Linked DNA regions of Homo sapiens: all the other regions are linked to region 1. Evidence: chromatin contacts called from ENCODE Hi-C or POLR2A ChIA-PET data. All regions are on one chromosome and are shown on one strand. The core of a region is the stretch at or near the end of the contact, and the rest is flanking DNA. Distances in the headings are between cores, read along the strand shown. Region 1 holds the start of LINC01101 (long intergenic non-protein coding RNA 1101). Region 2 has its middle 38 kb from the start of LINC01101. Region 3 has its middle 44 kb from the start of LINC01101.

Region 1 (2,923 bases), core at 377-2,876:
ACACGTGTATGGTCCATTGCTGCCCTCCAGGGATGAGGCTCATCTCAGGACCGTGCCCTGGCTTCTGTCAAGGCGGCTCTGTGGTTGTTCGGGGCCTACTCTGTCCGGCCACAGCTCTGGGCCTTTTTCCACCAGCCTTCTTTGAGCTCTCCCTTGGCTTTGGGAGCAGCATGAGATTTTTCCATGCTTCCGGCTCCGTTGCCCACAAGCTGAACAGTGACTTGGTGTCAGGGTGGCAAAGAGAATAGGTGCCTTACTGGGAATGGGCAGTGGTGGGGGATCAGGGAGAGGGAGGCTAGAGGGTGGACAGGACCTCCCAGCAGCGGCAAGAACAGCTCCAGCTCCTGCCTTCTTGGAACCCTTCTGCCATGGAGCCCCCCAGGCTGAGGAGGCCTCATGGGGGCCATTTCGCACACCAAGAGGCTGAGTCACTTGCCCAAGATTGGGCCTCTGGTGAGTGACAGGCAATTGGACCGGTCAGGGTGACCCGGGGCATGCGGTCTCACCACCTCACCACAGTGCTCTCTTCCCACGGCAGCACCCTGCCTAGAGGATGGTGGCTGGGCCAGGCGCTGCCCCCACTGCCTCACAGGCCTCTTGGGGGTCAGAGATGGACAGGGGTTTAGGTAGTCCCTCCTCCATCCTGTCCTCATGGATGGATGCCTGTGCCCTCCCTAGATTTTTCTCACGGTCCGAAGGAAGGGCTAGCCCCTGGAGAGCATCTTATCTCTTGTTTGATGGATGGCCCAGAGAGGGTGAGTGGCTTGCCTGGGGCCACAGAGCAAACTGGAGTCAGGGCCACCCAAACACAGGAGTCCTGACTCCCAGACACTCATGCACTGGCGGGGCAGGGCCTACACTGTCTTCCCTGCTTCCCAGGAAGATACCTTGTGGGTAGATGTGGGAGGGAACAGGCCGGCCTTGACCAGTGCCATCCACTCAGCTGTTAAATATTCTGGGAATCCATAAAACTGACAGCCAACTCGTGGGGATGGTCGTGGCTCCTGTGTTCCCCACCAACCAGCAGGGGCACCTGGGGAAACCTCCAGTGCAGAAATCGTACTCTGCCATTTCCTGTATCTCCAGCTATTCCCCATCTGAAGAGTGAGGTGGTTAGACCAGGTCCCTGGTTTTCTTCCAGTCACCCCCTGCTGGAATGCCAGGAGCTCTCTTCTGTGCTGGGGGAAGCTGCCGCTGGCCTCAGCTTCCCCATCTGTGAGATCGGGCTCCATGCCCGTCTTGTTGGACTCATCAAGAGACCCATGGGGAGGAAAGAGCTTGCAAGGAGAGCAGCTAAGGAAAGACCGGAATCGTCCGAGCCCTTTGTCCCTTCCTGTATCAGCAGCAGGCGACCTGCCCACCAGCCGGGGCCTCCCGTTCCGTTCCATTCCGTTTAAGTAAGCTCTTTCCCTGTGCAAGGGAGCAACCGACCTCAAAGGCCCGGCCCACAAAGGGGCCCCCGACATGGCTGGGAACAATGCGGCCTGTTTACCTGACAGATTGTCCGCTTTCTTTTCATCTCGTAGGAAAAGAACTCCCACGGGGAGCCGCTAATCCCAGAGTAAACAGATGACCTCGTGGTGCCTTTCTCCCGGAGGTGGGGTTCCTAGCGCAGCACCCCAACTGTGCAAACAGACCCTGGAGGGCTCGATGCGCCTGCGGGGGCGTGGCTGGGGACCTGGGCCTGGGCCAGGAGGGGCCTTTCCCTCTCGCCAGCCCTCTTTTCTTCCTTTGTGATTTCAATTGAATGGGGAGAAGCTCAAAGGCAGGGGCATGAAAGGTCAAAGCCAATTTGCAGGGCCAAGTGTGGGGGAGGAGAGAAGGGCCCAGACCAAGCATTCTTTTTGGAGGCCTGACCTTGACCTGGAAGCAACTCCTCCCTCTCTCGGCTCTTCTGAGGACACTGCCCTGGCAGAGCTGGCTTTGCCTTCTGGCCACCCCCCTTACTAGCTGTGTGACAGAGGCCAGAAAATGCTCCTTTCTGAGCCTCAGTTTCCTCATCTGGAAAGCAGAGATACAGGGACCTGTCGGGTAGGACTGCTGTAAAATATTGTGGTGTGCTTTCCATAAGTGATGGCTGTTTATGATTAGGGAGGGAGTGAGGCTGAGTCTTGAAGCTGGAATGCCAGTGGAGGCCAGAGGGTATTCCAGGCTGGAGGGACAGGCAGAGCTGGGACAAAGGCACTCAGATGGCAATGAATAGTGTTTGTCTGGGAGACTGAATAAAATAGGCTCTGAAGCAACATATTATTGTAGGGTGGTTATTTCTGGGAAGGAAACAGAATTCCCCCTCTTCCCAGCAGTGTGACCTTGGGCGAACCATTTGACCTCTTGATCCTTCAGTTTCCTCGTTTATAAATGGGGATGCAAAGTCTTGTATCGAAGGACTTTCATGAAGATGAAAAGAACCTGATGTACAGCAGACACTCAAACATTAGCTTTTAGGGCTTTAGAAAGGTCAAGTTCTCCCAGTACTTTGGGAGGCTGAGGCAGGTAGATCGCCTGAGGTCAGGAGTTTGAGACCAGGCTAGCCAACACGGTGAAACCCCCTCTCTACTAAAAATACAAAAAATTAGCTGGGTATGGTGGCACATGCCTGTAATACCAGCTACTTGGGAGGCTGAGGCAGGAGAATTGCTTAAACCCGGGAGGCGGAGGTTGCAGTGAGCCGAGATTGTGCCATTGCACTCCCGCCTGGGCAACAGAGTGAGACTCTGTCTTGAAAAAAAAAAAAGAAAGGGCAGGTTGTAGGTTCTTTATGCCCTGAATGAGGCTGTGGGAGTCTGGTGGAGTCAAAGACACAGGAGACCCATCACGCCCACTTGGTCACTAGCAGACAGCCCTTTCCCTTGGGCTGCAGGGAGCCAGGGTGGGAGCCTCACAAAGGGTGTAGCCTTGAGCACCCAGCTGGCCCAAGGGCCTG
Region 2 (2,700 bases), core at 17-2,516, 38 kb after region 1:
CCCCCAACCAAAGCCTCCTGTCCCCAGCCCCACCCAGGCTAGGTCTCCTGCTAGGTGCACTCTACTGTTCCACCAGCTCCTAGGGGTGTGATGTCACTGCCCCATCCAGCTCCTCTTGCCTGGCCTCTGCTGGAGCCTCCTTCCTGGCCTCTCTGCCCTGACCCAGGCCAGGCATTCTCATCTCCATGCACTGAGCCTTGTGGAAATCAGACCAAGTTCCTCCTGGATGGAACCCCTCCGCTGGCTTGCCTCTCTCCTAAGGACCAACTCATCTGAAGTCCCTGCCGTGGCCCTGCAGGCCATGTGCCATCTAGCCCCACATCCTCCTCATCTCATCTCTTTCTCCAACCCAGACACTCCTGAAGATACCAGACATATTCCACCCATCCTGAGGACTTCGTGTTGGCTGTCCCCTCGACCTGGAAGTCTGCACAGCATTTCATGATGGGGCCACTTCTTATTCATTGATTGCCTGTCTCCACTGCAATATGAGCCCCAGGGAACATCACCCCGGCCTTTGCTGAGGCTGCACCCCCTGCCCCCACCCATCCATGGCCTGCCACGTGGTCACCCTCATTCCACAGTGCAGATCCTCGGCCTCAGCCTGGCACAAGGCTGGGTCCCAGAATCAGCTGCGCCCTTGTCACCCCACCTGGGGCCCCACACACAGGACAAATGACAGGCGTGTCTCCTCGGGTGCTGGGGACCAGCCCTGGAGTGTCCCCCATTGTTCCCAGAAATTAGCAGCGGTTGCCGCATTCAGGGGAAGCACTCCACCCCACGGGCTATGGCACTTGGGGGAGAAGAGAAAAAAGACAAGCAAGATCACCAGGCGGGCCAATGCCGGTGCCTTTTCCCTGCCTGCGATGCACACTTCATTTAATTTTTATAGTGGAGGGAGATGTGGGGTCTTTTGAGCATCGATATCCTCGTGGGCAAGTCTAAGTGTCAGACAATAAGCGGAGGAGCGGCGCTCGGAGCGCGTTGGCCCCGCTGTCAGTCTTGCCCAGATTAACAACTTCATCTGAGCCTTTGTTGATATTGACACTCGGTTGCTAGGTAACATGTTTACCGCTCAATGAATAGGACTTGAGGGCCAGTGGGGGCACAGTCAACAGATTGGCAAATAAGGCAAACGTGCCATGACTTGATGTGCCCATCGTGGTGCCCAAGGGTGCAGAGGATGCTGATCTGCACTGACCCCCGATAGGGCGAGTGGCTGTGGCCTCATGCCCAGGTGGGGAAAGTCCAGGAAAGCAGCGCTGTTTACACCCAGGGCCCAATCTCGTGATGACATAGATGCCCCTGGCCTCTTGACAAGGGTGCTTCTCTCCAGCAACGCTGTGACACGGTGTCCCTGCAACTCTGCTGCCCTGGAGAGGCCCTGCCCGCCTATTGCACCCTCAGCACCTTTGGCAGCTCCTGCCCCCTACTTTATCCCTATCCACAAGGGGTGTGCTGTCCTGAAAGGAACCCACGGCTGGGAGTCAGAAGACTTTGTCACTTCCCTTGGCTGGGAGGCCGTGCATGTGTGACTCAGGCCTTGTGTTGCAGGGCCTGTATGCTGCGAACGTATCCCCTGCCCTGCCTACCTCATCAGGGCATTCAAAGGAAAGGGAGGGCCCACCGTTTATTGAATGCCAGCCCTGCGCCAGGCCCTGTGCTGGGCCTGCTAGTCATTCCCTTTAGGCCTTGCAGCCACCCTGTGAGGTGGGCTGCTGACTGTGAACTCCTTTCTGATGAGTTCCTGTTAAGTGATCAGCCTTGAGGAGTAGTCGGTCTGCAGACTCCAGAACCCTCATTCCACTGTCCCACACAAAGACTTGCTCCTCTGTTCCCCACCTTAAGCTACCTGTTGACTCAAGGGCTGTGTGGAAAGGGGTCAGTCGGTCTGGCGAGCAGACGGCAAGGCCACCACAGGGCTCAGCAATGGGCATTTTGCTGAGCATGTTAGAGAAGCAAGGCTCTGTAAGAAAATCACACGATGTACCCAGGTAACAAACCTGCACGTGAACCCCCCAAATCTAAAATGAAAGTTGAAATTATTTTCAAAATAAAAAATCCCAAAACAAGACCAAAAGAAAATGGTTGGTCAAAACTCAACAAAGAGAAATGAGAATAATCAGACTCTGCACACAGCAGTCAAGACTGCAGGGCACAGAGGGCGCTTCCATGTGGGAATAGGAGGGGGACAAAGAAGCTGAGGAATGACCAGGAGGACAAGGAGGAGGGGAACCTGGACCTGCATGGAGCCTGGGGGCTGCAGCTCCACCATGCCCACCTGCACAAGAAGAAGCGGACACGAATATGCCAGGCTCCGTGTCTGGCGGCAACTCTGCATCCTCCACAGTCAGGCTTGCCCAAGCCACACCTGCGCTCTCCAGTTCTCACCTGAGTGGAGGCCCAGACAGCCTCCACATAGAGCCCTGATGGAGGGTCTATCATTCATTCATTCACTCCACACATATTTGGACCTTCTGTCTGCCAGGCTCTGCAACTGTTGCAGCTGTCGCTATGAAGGACACAAGCCAGGTCCCCACTTTCACGGAGACTTCGATGTGGCAGAGAAGGTGGACATGAGACACCTGATAATTACATACCGACATATCTCATGACAATTGCGCTATGTGCTGTGGGGAAGCTGTGCATTAAGGTGGAGGAGCTCACCTCACCCAGGGGCCACAGGCAGCTCCCTGGAGA
Region 3 (2,700 bases), core at 93-2,592, 44 kb before region 1:
TTCCCAGCCCTTAAAAAGTACTTTCCCACCTCCAGCTTTTGGTTTGAGGACGGGGGATTTTCTTAAGAAGCATTGCTCCAAGCTGATCCTGGAAGCCAGATTTTAACAGACACCAGAAGAGGGGAGGACCTCTTAGCAAACCCCCAGCACACTGCCCACCAGTCTTGGTGGAGGAGCAACTTGAGGCTGCTCTTGGGTTCCTGGGCCTCATACTCCTACCTTTGTCCTGTCTCTTCCAATGGGCAAAGATCCAAAGGCAAGAAGGACAAGAGGAGAATTACCAGTCCCTTTTGTATGCTGGGCTTTTTGTAGACATTCTATGATTTAATCTTCTTTATAGCCTTTTAAAGTATAGGGCCAGTCTCATTTTCCAATAAGAAAATGAGGTTCAGAGAAGTGAAGTGACTTGCTCAAAGTCACACAGCAAGTAAATAGCAGAGTTGGGATTCATAACCGAGTCTGGTAGGCTTCAAATTGCAATGCTCTCCTCACAACTCCCACCAGCCCTGCCTGCTGCCGCTGGTTAGGAGAGGTGCTGAGTTGGATTCCTAACCTCTGCTCTATCCCCCTGCCCAACCTCCTTTCTGTCTCTCTGAGCCAAGTCTTCATGCCCCTTGACTGGCCCATGCCTGAAGTCCCAGCCACAGATGAAGATCTGCAACAGTTTCAACTACGGTGGGTGGAGCCGGGAGAGTGGGTGACTCCAGGCTCTCCTGGGAAAAAGAGGCCACTGGAGTTCTCACCACGATGGAGAAGGGGGTGGCCAGCTGGCCTGAGAAGCTGATGGGAGGGAGTCTAGAGAGATTGTTTCTCTGCTTTTCCTCCTCACTCTCAGATAGGCCAGGTTTCAAGGGCCTGGCCCCAGGGAACAGAGACATGGTCTTCTGTCGACTGTAGCAAAAAGTGGCTCAGCATCCATTTCTGTCCTTGCCAGGCCGGAACCTGGCCTCAGGCCCAGGCGGATCCAGGCCTCTGGGAGCTTGGAAGTTATGTCCTTCTCATCGTCTTCCAGCCTGGGGCAGCATCTCTGTGTCAACTCAATTCAATCTCGTCCATTCCACACATATTTCTGGGGCCCTATCCATGTGCCAGTCCCGTGCCAGGTACGGACAGTGCCTGCTCTTGGGGGATCAACATCATCCCTGGGTCTGCAGGAGACCCCGATGTATGCACTGGGTGGTCAAGAATAGAACTTTCCATGGGCAGTCATCAGGAGAGGTTCCAGGAGCACTGCGCCAGGAGCCCAGGATGAGGCTGGATTTGCCTCGTCTATCTCACAACACATGCAACACCCACAGGTTCAAGACGCTGGGCCGGGGCTGGGCTGGGGTTGGCTCCAGGACACAGAAGGAAACGTGATGCCGGCAAGAACTGAAAAGCCAGGCTCCTCCTACTGCCCCGGTGCCTCCTAAAACAGTTTGGTTCAGTTTGACAATAAATGGAGCCCACATCACAAATTCCCATCACTAGAAGAACTGGTTAAAAAAAAGGGTGGTATATTCACACCATGAATATACACAGAAGCAAAAGAAAAAAAAAAGAACAAATGATTGTTACACATCACAGCACGAGGGACTCTCGCAGGCACAGCAATGAGCCAAGGCAGCCAGGTGCATGTCTACCCTTCCTGATTGCCTCTCTGTGTGGTTCAAAAGCAGATGCACTAGAATATGGGATGGAGGGAGGAAGAGTGGGGAGCTTTGGGGGTGTCTAGACTGAGAAGATTCATGAGGGGAATGTTTCTGGTGCCAGCCATCTATATCTTGACCAGGGTGCTGGTATAATTCTCTGAAAAAATATTGAGATGTACACTTGGCGTATGTACTTTAATGCATGTTTGTTTTATCTCAGTTAAAAAAAAAGAACAAATAGACGAAAAAAAAAAAGAACAAATAGACAAACAAAAAGAAAGCCCAAGCCCAGCCAGCTTGTGAAGAATGGCAGGGACATTTGCAGTGCTTGGCTTCCCAGTGCCCCTTTTCTGATCGCAGTGCCCTGATTTTCTCTGGGGAAGTCCTACCTGCCCCCGGTGGACACAGCCTCAGGGTAGGCACATGACGATACGTGGCCAACTGGACACTTTCTCCTGGAATGCACACTGTGGCAGAGTAAGGAAAGCAATCAAAATGCTGGGAACTGCCTCACTCTAGAGGCTGACTGTCAGTGGGTCTTGCTCTTGGAGAAGGATGAGGTCTCCTGGACAAACAGACTTCCCAGCCTGCCCTCCAGCATGGGGAACCATGAACTTCCAACCAACCCCACTGGCTTGGGTCAGATAGCCAGGTTCAGAGGCCCTGCCCAGTGGCACCTCTGCACAAGTGCCAGGCCTTGTCGGGGGCCTGTGCTAGGGATGGGTACTCCTGGACTGGATTCTGTAGCCTTTGGGACATCAGTTGCTGAGGAATAAAATCAGAGCCTTTCTGAGGTGTCTGTCTAGGATCCCACCTAACCCGCCAAGGACGTGGCATGAGTGAGAAATGAGCCTTTGCGGTTACAAGCTGCTCAGATTTGGGGGTTGTTTGTTGCTAGGTATAACCTGGCCTGCCTGACTCTACTGACAGCAGTAATTTGGTATCTCCGGCCCAGACCTCTTTTTTGTACTCCACACAGACATAGGCAAAGGCAACAGGGCATCTCCACTTCCAGCCCCACGAGCTCCTGGTCTTCTCCTCCCTCACCCCCTGCTGCTCATCAAGCAAA

What was found. A loop is a pair of places that touch in the nucleus more often than their neighbours do. ChIA-PET counts read pairs that join two places held with the same protein, here RNA polymerase II (POLR2A). Pooled maps may share reads with other maps.
Region 2: a loop to region 1 is called in a map of psoas muscle, with 2.2 times the contacts of the local background. The contact joins the enhancer-like site here to the promoter of LINC01101 in region 1. A Hi-C loop is called at or near these places in 5 of 168 maps with a recorded cell type or tissue (HepG2, PC-3, gastrocnemius medialis and 2 more) and 6 of 50 pooled maps. POLR2A ChIA-PET finds 5 or more read pairs at or near these places in 3 of 52 experiments (HepG2, K562 and MCF 10A).
Region 3: a map of endothelial cell of hepatic sinusoid shows a loop between it and region 1 (4-fold over the local background). The contact joins the enhancer-like site here to the promoter of LINC01101 in region 1. A Hi-C loop is called at or near these places in 2 of 168 maps with a recorded cell type or tissue (Caco-2 and endothelial cell of hepatic sinusoid). POLR2A ChIA-PET finds 5 or more read pairs at or near these places in 3 of 52 experiments (BJ, HepG2 and MCF 10A).

The regions. Positions count from the first base shown.
Region 1 is chr2:120,464,723-120,467,645 of GRCh38, forward strand. It overlaps LINC01101 (long intergenic non-protein coding RNA 1101), which reads right to left and starts at 1,627. Exons shown (of 1, transcript NR_027181.1): 1 at 1-1,627. RefSeq lists an enhancer at 1,381-1,923.
Region 2 is chr2:120,502,825-120,505,524 of GRCh38, forward strand. No RefSeq gene overlaps it. Among named protein-coding and RNA genes, the nearest start is that of LINC01101, 38 kb to the left of the region's middle. RefSeq lists an enhancer at 997-1,498. Within about 2 kb of position 1,267, at least 5 of the 41 ENCODE cell types and tissues checked have a DNase peak (open chromatin) inside an H3K27ac peak, as active enhancers do; they include gastrocnemius medialis and psoas muscle, where a contact is called at or near this core.
Region 3 is chr2:120,420,648-120,423,347 of GRCh38, forward strand. No RefSeq gene overlaps it. Among named protein-coding and RNA genes, the nearest start is that of LINC01101, 44 kb to the right of the region's middle. Within about 2 kb of position 1,343, at least 2 of the 41 ENCODE cell types and tissues checked have a DNase peak (open chromatin) inside an H3K27ac peak, as active enhancers do.